Regions from separate parts of the Homo sapiens genome. Here region 2 is linked to region 1. Evidence: chromatin contacts called from ENCODE Hi-C or POLR2A ChIA-PET data. All regions are on one chromosome and are shown on one strand. Each heading gives the region's core, a stretch centred on a gene start or an enhancer-like site at or near the end of the contact. The rest is flanking DNA. Distances are from core to core; before and after follow the strand shown. Region 1 holds the start of SMAP1 (small ArfGAP 1). Region 2 holds the start of MTO1 (mitochondrial tRNA translation optimization 1).

Region 1 (6,380 bases), core at 16-2,515:
TCTTAACTACACAAGACATTTCTTTAAAAAAAAAAGAAATATTTCCCTTGAGATTACTTACAAGACATTAAACATAAATCAGATCTCCAAACACAAAACATAGCAGCTAAAAATAGTATATCTGTTTCAAAGGCTGAGGCAGAAGCCCTCCAACCGAAAAAACTAAAATTAGGTTTTTTCCATCTCTAGATCTTTAAAATGAACCTTCAGCATTTATGAGGTACACAAATCAGTGTCCACATATTCTCCCAAACTAGCTGGTCAGAGAAAACCTAATTACTAAAATCTTCAGAAATACAAACCCACCGTCCTCCAAGAGACTCATGTAATGAAATTCCTCTTCATTCTGGCTAATAACCAGACTAAAAAACAATACTACTACTAATAAAGACCTTTCTCCAATTAATTTATTCCGTAAAACTCAAACCCACCGAAAAAGACCACCATACTCTTTTTCAGGAAGCAGAGATAAAAGCCTTGTACAAAAGCTGTCAGGTGGGCAGGCAGGTAGGGCTCCATCTAGGAGACCAAGAATCCGAGCCCGGAGTGGGAGGACGTGGTCACACCGGAGGGTAGAGGAGGGGATCCAGACCTAAGCGCGGCCCCACCCACAGAGATAGCTATGAGCAGAGCTAGGAGGGCAACTCTCTAACCCTAAGCTCTGCCCAGACCCGTGCCCGGTTCCGCGCTCCCAGCCTCGCTCCTACCCCCAGCCCTGTGGAGGGTCCGAGCATCGCTACCCTGGCACCTGCTCAAACCCGTGTCTGGGAGGAGGGGAGGCTGGGGCCACTGACAGGGCCTGCGGGCCTGACCTCGCCGCCGCCTCTGGCGGACTTGAGGGTCGACAGGAGCCCCGCGCCCGCCCGCTCAGCCACCCGCCCTCCAGTCAGGGCAGGAGCCGGCCAGCGAAGCCGAGGCGTCCGCTCGGGCCCCGAGCGCCGCAGCGGCGGGAAGGTCACCGGTCGCAAGAGGCCCCGACCGTGGGCAGCGACGACGTCCAAGCTACCTTTGGCCTCGCAGTCGGCGCAGTACTTGTTGTCCTCCTCCCTCAGAAGCTTGGATAGGATGAGCTGGTGCTGCTCGTTCAGCTTCTGAGCCTTCTCCCGACAGGAGCGCGTCGCCATCTCGGCAGCGGGGCGGGGAGCCTGGGGCAGCTACGGCGGCGGCGGACGCTGGCTGGAGCCGGGCAGAGTGAACGCACCTGGCGCCGCCGGGACCGCGGGCGGACTCAGCCCAGGAAGCGGCAGCGGCAGCTGGAACGGGAGGAGGGGCGGCGGCGGCGGTGGCGGTGGTAGCGCCGACGTGTCCCGCCTCCTTGACCGGCCTGCCGGCACGCACCACCCTAGCCGGCGAGGGGAGGGGGAGGGGGACTGGGTCGCGCCGAGGCTTCCGGGTGGCGCGGAGGAAGGAACCCGGGCGCCGAGCGCGCTGCGCATGCGCCGAACCTACGGGGCCCGGGCTGCCGAGTCTTTTTGCAAAAAGGCCTTCTGCCCAAGGTGATTCCCGAAAGGTAGCTGGCACTGCCTCATACGAGCTTTCCCCCCTTTTGAGATGTGATGGTCCGCAAGGGCCTCTAGTAAAACCCAGTAATGGAAGACCTTTTACAAGAAGCCTACTTTGACTTGCCCATTTGCCTTTGCTCTTGCTGGCACAACATTGGAAATGCAGAAATAACTAGCGACTGGGTGGGTTCATTTACTCATTCGAGGTTTATTCGCCTGCAGTTTAGAAGCTGGAGACACGGATGGAAGAAAAGAGGAAAAACGGTCTCTTACATTTTAAGGGCGAGAAATAATCTAGTAGTGACATGTATTAGGGGATAACATTTCATTGAGTGATTACTCTGTTAAACGAACTGTTAGCTCATTTAACCCTTTCCCCAACCTTATGATATTGTTATCCTCATTACACAGGGGAGGAAAGTGAGGCATAGAGGAGTTAAGTAACCTGACCAGATTACAGAACTACTAGTGGAGGAGTTGAGATTTAAATCCAAAGCAGTCTGGCTCCAGAGTCTGAAAGACCTGGCAGTAAGCCCTTCCATAAGGGGGAAAGTGTGACCAGGAACCCAAGTACTAGGCGGTGATACTTTAACAAGAAGCTGTGTAAATAGTGATCCTTAATGCAAGAGAAAGAGAACTAAAGAAAACACTTTTCATTGGAACCCAGACCCTAATCCAGGCTCATGAAGTTTGAACTCCGGGTGACGCAGTTTCGATGATTTGGCATGTTGTATATTATGAGGAAGTTCTAATATGGGGCTTATGCAAGCCAAATAAACACAGTCCTTGCCTGCGATGAAGCAGATGCTAAGAAAGGCAATGAGCAAGAGTCGGTCTTACACTTCTTAGTAAGGCCAATTTCTAGCCCCTGTCCCTGCATAAAAGTGACCCTCATTGCTACCTAGCCCTGTTCTTGGCACAGGGGCTCAAAAATGTTTCTGGAATTAAATTGAATGGATATGGCAATGAAGATGCTCAGTAATTAAACAAATTAGAGCTTATACTACATAGCTCTGACAAATAACTACTAGGGAGATATTGGTGAGTTCCAATGAACAGAAAAAAACATTATGTGGGAGGTAGAACTTACGAGCCTTGTCCTGAAGATACGCTGGATTTAGATGGGGACTGGGGAGGGAGATATTAAGAAAGAGCAGCTTGCACAAAAGCATGAAGACCTGAAGTACCTTGGAAAACAGACTGGAACAAAAGGTACTACTTTTGAGATAAGGCTGCATAAGTAAACTATGATAGGGTTATGGAAGACTTGGGAAGCCAGACAAAGTAGTCTGGCCTTGATGCAAATTGACAGTAGAAAACCTGTAGATTTTTGCCAGGCACAGTGGCTCACGCCTGTAATCCCAGCACTTTGGGAGGCCGAGGCAGGCGGATCACCTGAGGTGGGGAGTTCGAGACCATCCTGACCAACATGGAGAAACCCTGTCTCTACTGATAATACAAAATTAGCCGGGTGTAGTGGCGCATGCCTGTTTAATCCCAGCTACTCAGGAGACTGAGGCAGGAGAATCGCTTGAACCCGGGAGGCAGAGGTTGCAGTGAGCGGAGATCAGGCCATTGCACTCCAGCCTGGGCAACAAGAGCAAAACTCCTTCCCCACCCACCCCCCCCCCAAAAAAAGAAAAAGAAAACCTGTAGATTCTTCAAGTAGGATAATAGCATAATAAAAAGGATCTTTTGGGAAAGTTAGTCCTGCAGTAACCAGTAAACAAACACCATTTTTTGAGTACCTCTCCTCCCTACAAAAATTCTGTTCAGCACTGTGAGGACTCAGAAAAACAGAATACAGGTTTACCACCAAAAAACAACCTTCAGGATGGATTGAAGGGTCACAGCAATGTCCAGTACAAATACTTGCGTGCCACACGTATAACTTTAAATAATGCAGTAGCCACATTTAAAAACAGAAAAAGAAACATAAAATACATTTTACTAATACATTTGATTTAACTCAATGTATCCAAAATATTTTTGAGATGTAATATAAAACATGGCATATTTTCTTTCCATTCTTGTTTTCATATTCTCTTCAAAATGCTGTATAACACAGCTCATTTCATTTTGGAGTGGCTGAATTTATTTTTTAATAAAGAAATTATCAAAAAATTGAGCCTAGGAGTTCGAGACCCTGCTGGTCCATGGGGTCTCACTATGTGGGCCAGCATGGTCTTGAACTCCTAGCCTCAAGCTATCCTCCCACCTTGGCCTCCCAAAGTGCTGGGATTACAGGTGTGAGGCACTGCGCCCAGCCTGGAGTAGATGAATTTCAAATGTTCAGCAGCCACATGTGACTAGTGGATACATTATTGAATAGTGTGGTTCTAGATGGTCAGCTTAGAGGCTATTAAAATATAAATTTGAGTTGATTGTATTTTAAGACTATAGTAGGAAGAAAGAGACTGGTCCCCAAAACATCCTGGGAAGAAAACAACATTGCATTTATTCACCAGTATTTATCAAACAACTTCTATCTAGTACACTAATAATCAGAAGCTTACAGTCTACTATGAGCTACAAATATGTAAATAGAAAAGGACTACACTGTAAAGTTTATAGCAATTATAAAGTGTTCTCGGAGCAAAAGGAACAGAACATCCAGTAGCCTGGGAAAATCTGGGAAAGTTTCACGGAGGAGGTGATGCTTAAACTTGGCTTTTAACAGATGGGGGAATTTTTCAAGTGAATGGGGGTGGAGCGGAGAGAAAGGAATTGCTTTAAAAAACACGTATGGACTTCTGAAAGTTCAGGGTTATATGCTAGACATAGTGAGGATATGAGGCCCAAGAAACCTAGAATGTGTTTGGAGAACATGAAGGTAGGAAAGGAAACAAGATGGAGAGGTAGATTGCCACCAGAGGGTTAAGAGCTTTGTAGCCAAGCAACAGAGTTTGAACCTCATGGGTTTATAGAACCAATAGAAGCTTTTACACGGAAAAATGGCTTGATAAGCTTTCTTCTCAGTAACTCTCCATACAGTGGCAGTATGGAGAACATGGTGGGGAAAAACTTATCAAGGGAACAGATTACAGGCCTGTCTCAATAATAGTCCAAAGAAGATATGATGAAGGCCTATTTTAAGCAAGTAGCGTAGGGTTTGGGAGAGACAGAATCAAATGATGGTTTAAAATTAGAAGCAGCAAGATTTGGCAGCTGACTGTATGTGGAGGGCAAGAGAAAGAAGGTGAGAATAACATCAAGCTTTCTAAGTTGGGAGAAAGGTAAATGGTAATGCCGTTAACCCAGATCAAGAATAGAAGAGGTAGGCCTCTAGGTCCAGCAGTCACAGGGCTGAGCCAGCAGCACTAATCCTCCCAGTTCTCCATGTGCTCAGCTTCCTGCTCTGCAACCATGACACAACAGGCGATCTCCTTTGCCAAGGACCATCTGGCTGGTGGCATTGCTGCTGCTGTCGCCAAGATAGTTGTGGCCCTGATTGAGCAGGTGAAGCTGCTGTAGCAGATGCAAGGCGCTAGGAAGCAGGTGACAGCTGACAGCAGTGCACAGGAATTGTGGACTACTTTCTTAAGCAAGCCCTCAACATCACATTCAAGGATAAGCAGACACAGCTATTCCTGGGAGTATGGATGAACACACACAGTTCTAGAGCTGTTTTGCCCACAATCTGGCCTCCAACAAGGCGGCCAGAGCCACCTGTCTCTGTTTTGTGTACTTGCTGGGTTTTGCCAGAACCCATCTGGTGGTCAATGTTGGGAAATCGTACACAGAGCTGGGATTCAGGTTCAAAGACCTAGGAGACTGTCTGGTGAAGATAAGTAAGTCTGATGGGATCTGGGGCCTGTACCAGGGCTTCAGCATCTCTGTGCAGGGCATCATCCTTTTCTGGGCAGCCTGAAGGCCTAAGGCATGCTCCCTGACTCCAAGACCACCACATCATGGTGAGCCAGATGATTGCCCAGACTGTGGTGGTGCGGCCAACATGACCTTCTACCCATTGGGCCCTGTGCAGACCCAAAGGAGCCAACATACTGCACATGGGAACCCTCAATTGCTGGAGGAAGATTTTTAAGGAGGAAAAGGGAAAGCCTTCTTCAAGAGTGCATGGTCTAATGTTCTCAGAGATATGGGAGGAGCTTTTAGGCCTGTCCTGTATGTGGAATTGAAGAAGAGTAAGTGTGTTTCCTCACTAGAAATGAAAACCAAGAGAATCATGTAGCATACTTAACTGTTATGGACCACTGACCTTTGAGAAATTTCATTTTCTTGGTCCTGGCCATAGTACCTCTGTAGAGGACTAGAGAAGGCTTTAGAAAAGGGGTTCACCATGATCATATTCAACCATTGGCACCCTGAATCCACGCATTGATTACTGGCGATAATTATGACATCACCATGGGTCAACAAACAAGGCAGCTCCTTCAAACAGACCTGTAGTCCAGGCACTTGTAGAACCCAAGTTGTGTTTAAATATTTATTTATTTATTTTGTATTTATTTATTTTAGTTTTTATTTTTTTGAGATGGAGTTTCACTCTTGTTGCCCAGGCTGGAGTGCAACGGCACAATCTTGGTTTACTGCAACCTCTGCCTCCCAGGTTCGAGCGATTCTCCTGCTTCAGCCTCCCTAGTAGCTGGGATTACAGGCACCTGCCTCCATACCCAGCTAATTTTTTGTATTTTTAGTAGAGATGGGGTTTCACTATGTCGGCCAGGTTGGTCTCGAACTCCTGACCTCAGGTGATCCACCCGCCTCAGCTTCCCAAAGTGCTGGGATTACAGATGTGAGCCACCATGCCTGGCAAATATTTATTTTTTAAAAAGTCATGTCTCCCATTTGTATTTGAGCACTATCTCCTCTTTTGCATAGCCAAATATTTGCAATCATGTTGTATGTTGGGCATTC
Region 2 (5,458 bases), core at 2,951-5,450, 2.8 Mb before region 1:
TCTCGGCTCACTGCAACCTCTGCCTCCTGGGTTCAAGCGATTCTCCTGCCTCAGCATCCCGAGTAGCCGGGATTACAGGTGTCCGGCACCACGCCTGGCTAATTTTTGTATTTTTGGTAGACGGGTTTCACCATGTCGACCAGGCTGGTCTCAAACTCCTGACCTCAGGTGATCTGCCCACCTCGGCCTCCCAGAGTGCTGGGATTACAGCCGTGAGCCACCGCGCCCGGCCTGAACTTTCTTTTGAATCTCTTCCTTGATGCATATTTTTACTGTTTCACTAGGTTGCCTTTTCCTTTCAAACATGTAATCCTTACCCCATGAAACCTTTCTAAACCAAGTATACTTGGTTTTTAAATTTGTTCTTTTTTGATACAGCACCAGAGGAATCTACCAAATCAAGCACACTTGTAAGAAGTCCCTAGTCCTTCAACATAAATAAGGACAAAAATAAATAAATAAATAAAAAACAGGGCCGGGTGTGGTGGCTCACGCCTGTAATCCTAGCACTTTGGGAGGCCAAAGAGGGTGGATTGCTGGAGCTCAGAAGTTTGAGACCACCCTGGGCGACACGGTGAAACCCCGTCTCTACTAAAATACAAAAAAATAGCCAGGCATGGCAGTTTGCACCTGTAATCCCAGCTACTTGGGAGGCTGAGGCAAAAGAATCGCTTGACCCTGGGAGGCTGAGGTTGCAGTGAGCCGAGATGGCACCATCGCACTCCACCCTGGGTGACAACAGTGACTCCATCTCAAAAAAAAAAAGAAAAGAAAAAAGAAAAAACAAAGAAGCCCCTTGGCACTGGTTCAGTTACAACCAATTATGTCTTCCATAAATGCCATCTGATATCTCCTTTTTGCACTTACTTTGCAGAATTAAATATAATTAAATTACAAATTTCTTGTGAGTGAAGACCATATTTTATACCTTTCCCTTACATTTACCCAGTCTTACCTGGAGGTCTAAACCCATGTGGTTACCTCAAAAGTTTTTGTGGGAGGTGGAGGGATGGGCAAGTTATGTCAATATCCACATATCCACTGCCACCACATCAAGAATCAAGACCTCCAAAAGTTTTTTTTTTTTTTTTTTTTTTTTTTGAGACAGAGTTTCGCTCTTGTTGCCCAGGCTGGAGTGCAATGGCACGATCTCAGCTCACTGCAACCTCCACCTCCCGAGTTCAAGTGATTCTCCTGCCTCAGCCTCCCAAGTAGCTGGGATTACAGGCATACGCCACCACGCCTGGCTAATTTTCTTTCTTTTTTTTTTTTTTTTTAGTATTTATTGATCATTCTTGGGTGTTTAATTTTCTATTTTTAATAGAGACAGGGTTCCTCCATGTTGGTCAGGCTGGTCTCGAACTTCCGACATCAGGTGATTTGCCCGCCTTTGCCTCCCAAACTGCTGGGATTACAGGCATGAGCCACCATGCCCAGACAAGACCTCCACAAGTTTTAATGGTCTCCACAGGGAGACTGGATAGCACTGTGATTATGAGCATGAAGTGTCATTATGAGGAGTGTGTGTGAAAGAGATATCTGGCTCAATTTCTAGACCTACCACTTATGAGCTCTGTGATCATGGCAAGTTACCTAACATACCTTAGTCTCTCTACTGTAAAAACAGGAATGACAGCTGTGGTAGATTATTTTCCTCCTTCTTCCTTTGAAATAGAAGACTCCTGGGCTCCCCAAATGCTGGGATTACAAGCGTGAGTAATCACCCCTGGCCTAGGTCTTTATTTTATTATTATTTTTTAAAAATATGGAACACTTCACAAATTTGTGCATCATCCTTGTGCAGGGGCTATGCTAATCCCTATATCATTCCAACTTTAGTTTATGTTGTTGCCAAAGCAAGCACTAGGTCTTTATTTTTTAAAAATATAAACAACAGGCCAGGTGTGGTGGCTCACACCTGTAATCCCAGCACTTTGGGAGGCTGACACGGGTGGATCACCTGAAGTCAGGAGTTGGAGACCAGCCTGGCCAACATGATGAAACCCCATCTCTACTAAAAATACAAAAAATTAGCTGGGCGTGGTGGCAGACTCCTCTAATCCCAGCCACTTGGGAGGCTGAGGCAGGAAATCGCTTGAACCCGGGAGGTGGAGGTTGCAGTGAGCCAAGATCGCGCCACTGCATTCTAGCCTGGTCAACAACAGCAAAACTCTGTCTCAAAAATGAAAGAAAAGAAAAGAAAAAACCCACCTGAATGTATGATGAGAAAAGTATAATCTTTTAGGAAATCATATAGCCTCCTCTCCCCCACCCACAAAACCGCAGTTAATAGTATATATTTCTTCACAGTTATGAGCTGAATGGTTATTTTAAAGAAGAATTTCAGGAATAAATAAGTGATTTATTCACAACTTTTACAAAACAAGTAAATATTCTAATTACTGCTCGCTCCTAAGCAAAAGGAAGGAGGAAAGACAAAAGTATACATAATTTACAAGTTGATGTTTTAGCTAGTATCTATCATGATGCTACAGAACGGCCATCCAACCATTACCCATTAGAGCAAAAAAAGTACTGTCCAGTACTAAACACAAAATCCAGGGACGACAACCCAGAAGGAATATAGGATGCAAAAGGTAGCATGGCGCTGGGCACGGTGGCTCATGCCTGTAATCCCAGCATTTTGGGAGGCCGAGGCGGGCGGATCACAAGGTCAGGAGATCGAGACCATCCTGGCTAACATGGTGAAACCCCGACTCTACTAAAAATACAAAGAAAAAAAAAATTAGCCGGGCGTGGTGGTGGGTGCCTGTAATCCCAGCTACTCGGGAGGCTGAGGCAGGAGAATGGCATTAACCCGGAAGGCGGAGCTTGCAGTGAGCCGAGATGGCGCCACTGCACTTGAGCCTGTGTGACAGTGCAAGACTCTGTCTCAAAAGAAAAAAAAAAAAAAAAGGTAGCATGGTTCTTCCAAAAGGCATCACAAAATCTTGACAGAAACACAAAGATCAGGCTGGGCAGAGTACTGAGCACCTGCAATCCCAGCTACTGGTTAGGCAGAGGCAGGAAAAGTTCTTGAGTCCAGAAAGCGGAGCCTGTAATGTGCAACGATCGTGCCTATGAGTAGTCACTGCACTCCAGCCTGGGCAACATGGCGAGACCCTGTCTCTAAAAAAATGTTTTTAAATAAAAACACAAGAACCGTTTAATAAAGGATTTTTTTATTTTATTAATATTATCATTATTTTGAGACGGAGTTTTGCTCTTTTGCCCAGGCTGGAGTGAAGTGGCGCAATCTCGGCTCACTGCAACCTCTGCCCCCGGGTTCAAGCGATTCTCCTGCCTCAGACTCCCGAGTAGCTGGGATTATAGGCGCCCGCCACCATGCCCGGCTAATTTTTGTATTTTTAGTAGAGACGGGGTTTCGCCGTGTTGGCCAAGCTGGTCTCAAACTCCTGACCTCAGGTGATCCACCTGCCTTGGCATCCCAAAGTGCTGGGATTAAAGAAGTGAGCCACTGCACCTGGCCATAAACCATTGTTAATAATGTTAATTCACCCTTTATCTGGAGTAACATAGTAGAAGGTAAACGCAGCAATGAACTAAGAAGCTACCAGCGAGTAGTTGGTAGCTCCCTTTCCCAAGGCACTGACCCCGAACCCCAACCTCCTACAACGGACGACTGTCAGCAGCAGCATAATCTATGGTTCGCAGAATAGACTAATATAGAGTTCTGGCCTGGCCCGCCTGATCCTTGCGAGACACTGATCGAGGCTAAAACCACAGAAGGTAGGATTCTCACTAGCTTTGAGGAAAGGAAGAGGTCCCCCGCTTCAGACCGGGGGAGGCGGGAAGGAAGCAGCCTGCGTCCTACGCCAAGTTCCACAGCACCCGCGCTCCTCACCGATCGTGTCCACGCGGTGAGTGAGGAGCAGAGTCCGAGAGCCGCACCGAGCGGCGGCGGTGGCTGCCTCAGTCCCGGCATGTCCTCCACCAATGACTATCACGTCGAAGTGCGGAGTCCGGGGCGCCGCGCTGTCACTGCTCAACCGTGCCAACGGAAATTGCTGCTTGGTGAAGGAAACCGCGACCCAACGGCCACAGCCTCGGAAGTAGAACATGCTGGGAGAAAAATCTATCTGACTTTGAAGCTGACACGAGTGACGGTCAAAAAAACTTACGCAACAAGAGACAATCTGCAGGGCGCGGCCATCTTGCTTTAATATCACGGGGTAGGACGTCTACGTCCAGCGTCGCCGCTGATTGGCGGTTTGGAGCTACTTTCCTGGTGAGGGAGATGGGTGATCGCACGGAGGGCCGGTTGTGTATTTTCTTTCCTAGTTCGTGCGGGCTTTTTTTATTATTATTATTTTTTATTTTTATTTATTTATTTATTTATTTATTTATTTATTTATTTATTTATTTATTTATTTATTTATTTTGAGACAGAGTCTCGCTCTGTTGCCCAGGCTGGAATGCAGTGGCGCGATTTCGGCTCACTGCAAGCTCCCCCTCCCGGGTTCGCGCCATTCTCCTGCCTTAGCCTCCGAGTAGCTGGGGCTACAGGCGCCCGCCACTACGCCCGGCTAATTTTTTGTATTTTTAGTAGAGACTGGGTTTCACCGTATTAGCCAGGATGTTCTCGATTTCCTGACCTCGTGATCCGCCCGTGCGGGCTTTTTTTGATTTCCTGTGGTTCTGGGTTGGGAGCTCCTACTAAAGGTCATCTTTTGTACTTTCTTAGGCCCTGCAGTCCTTATCGCCAGGTGGCCACCTACGATCAATGAATTTGATCACTTTGCCTTATCAGATCTTTGTGATCTGACAATCTGATACACCGTCACCTTCTGTTTGTCTATAAAAACTAAGGGCTGAAAATAAGAATAGATTCGGGCCGGGCGCGGTGGCTCACGCCTGTATTCCCAGCACTCTGGGAGGCCGAAGCAGGTGGATCACAAGGTCAGGAGATGGAGACCATCCTGGTCAACATGGTGAAACCCCATCGCTACTAAAAAAAAAAAAAAAAAAAAAAAAAAAAAAAATTAGCCGGGAGTGGTGGCATGCACCTGTAATCCCAGCTACTCAGGAGACTGAGGCAGGAGAATCGCTTGAACCTGGGAGGCCGAGGTTGCAGTGAACCAAGATTGTGCCACTGCACTCCAGCCTGGGCGACAGAGCAAGACTCCGTCTCAAAAAAAAAAAAAGAAAAAGAAAAGAAAAAGAATAGATTCGAAAGGAGTTCAAATATATTTGTGGACTGAAAGATTCATGATGGTGCCTGGGCATGGTGGATCACGCCTGTAATCCTAGCACTTTGGAAGGCCGAAGGGGGCAGATTGCCTGAGCTCAGGAGTTCGAGACCAATCTGGGCAACATGGTGAAACCCCGTCTGTACTAAAATACAAAAAAAAAAATTAGCCAGGTGTGGTGGCATGCACCTGTAGTCCCAGCTACTTGGGCGGCTGAGGCAGGAGAATTGCTTGAACCCGTAGGCAGA

What was found. A loop is a pair of places that touch in the nucleus more often than their neighbours do. ChIA-PET counts read pairs that join two places held with the same protein, here RNA polymerase II (POLR2A). Pooled maps may share reads with other maps.
Region 2: a map of B cell shows a loop between it and region 1 (20-fold over the local background). The contact joins the promoter of MTO1 here to the promoter of SMAP1 in region 1. A Hi-C loop is called at or near these places in 1 of 168 maps with a recorded cell type or tissue (B cell) and 8 of 50 pooled maps. POLR2A ChIA-PET finds 5 or more read pairs at or near these places in 1 of 52 experiments (CD8-positive, alpha-beta memory T cell).

The regions. Positions count from the first base shown.
Region 1 is chr6:70,662,768-70,669,147 of GRCh38, reverse strand. It overlaps SMAP1 (small ArfGAP 1), which reads right to left and starts at 1,265. Exons shown (of 11, transcript NM_001044305.3): 1 at 1,007-1,265. The coding sequence starts at 1,124. It also overlaps the pseudogene SLC25A6P6. RefSeq lists silencers at 524-583, 704-933, 1,084-1,483.
Region 2 is chr6:73,460,479-73,465,936 of GRCh38, reverse strand. It overlaps MTO1 (mitochondrial tRNA translation optimization 1), which reads right to left and starts at 4,200. Exons shown (of 12, transcript NM_012123.4): 1 at 3,866-4,200. The coding sequence starts at 4,082. It also overlaps the pseudogene RNU6-975P. RefSeq lists enhancers at 3,660-3,709, 3,730-3,789, 3,860-4,189, 3,362-4,207 and a silencer at 4,640-4,699.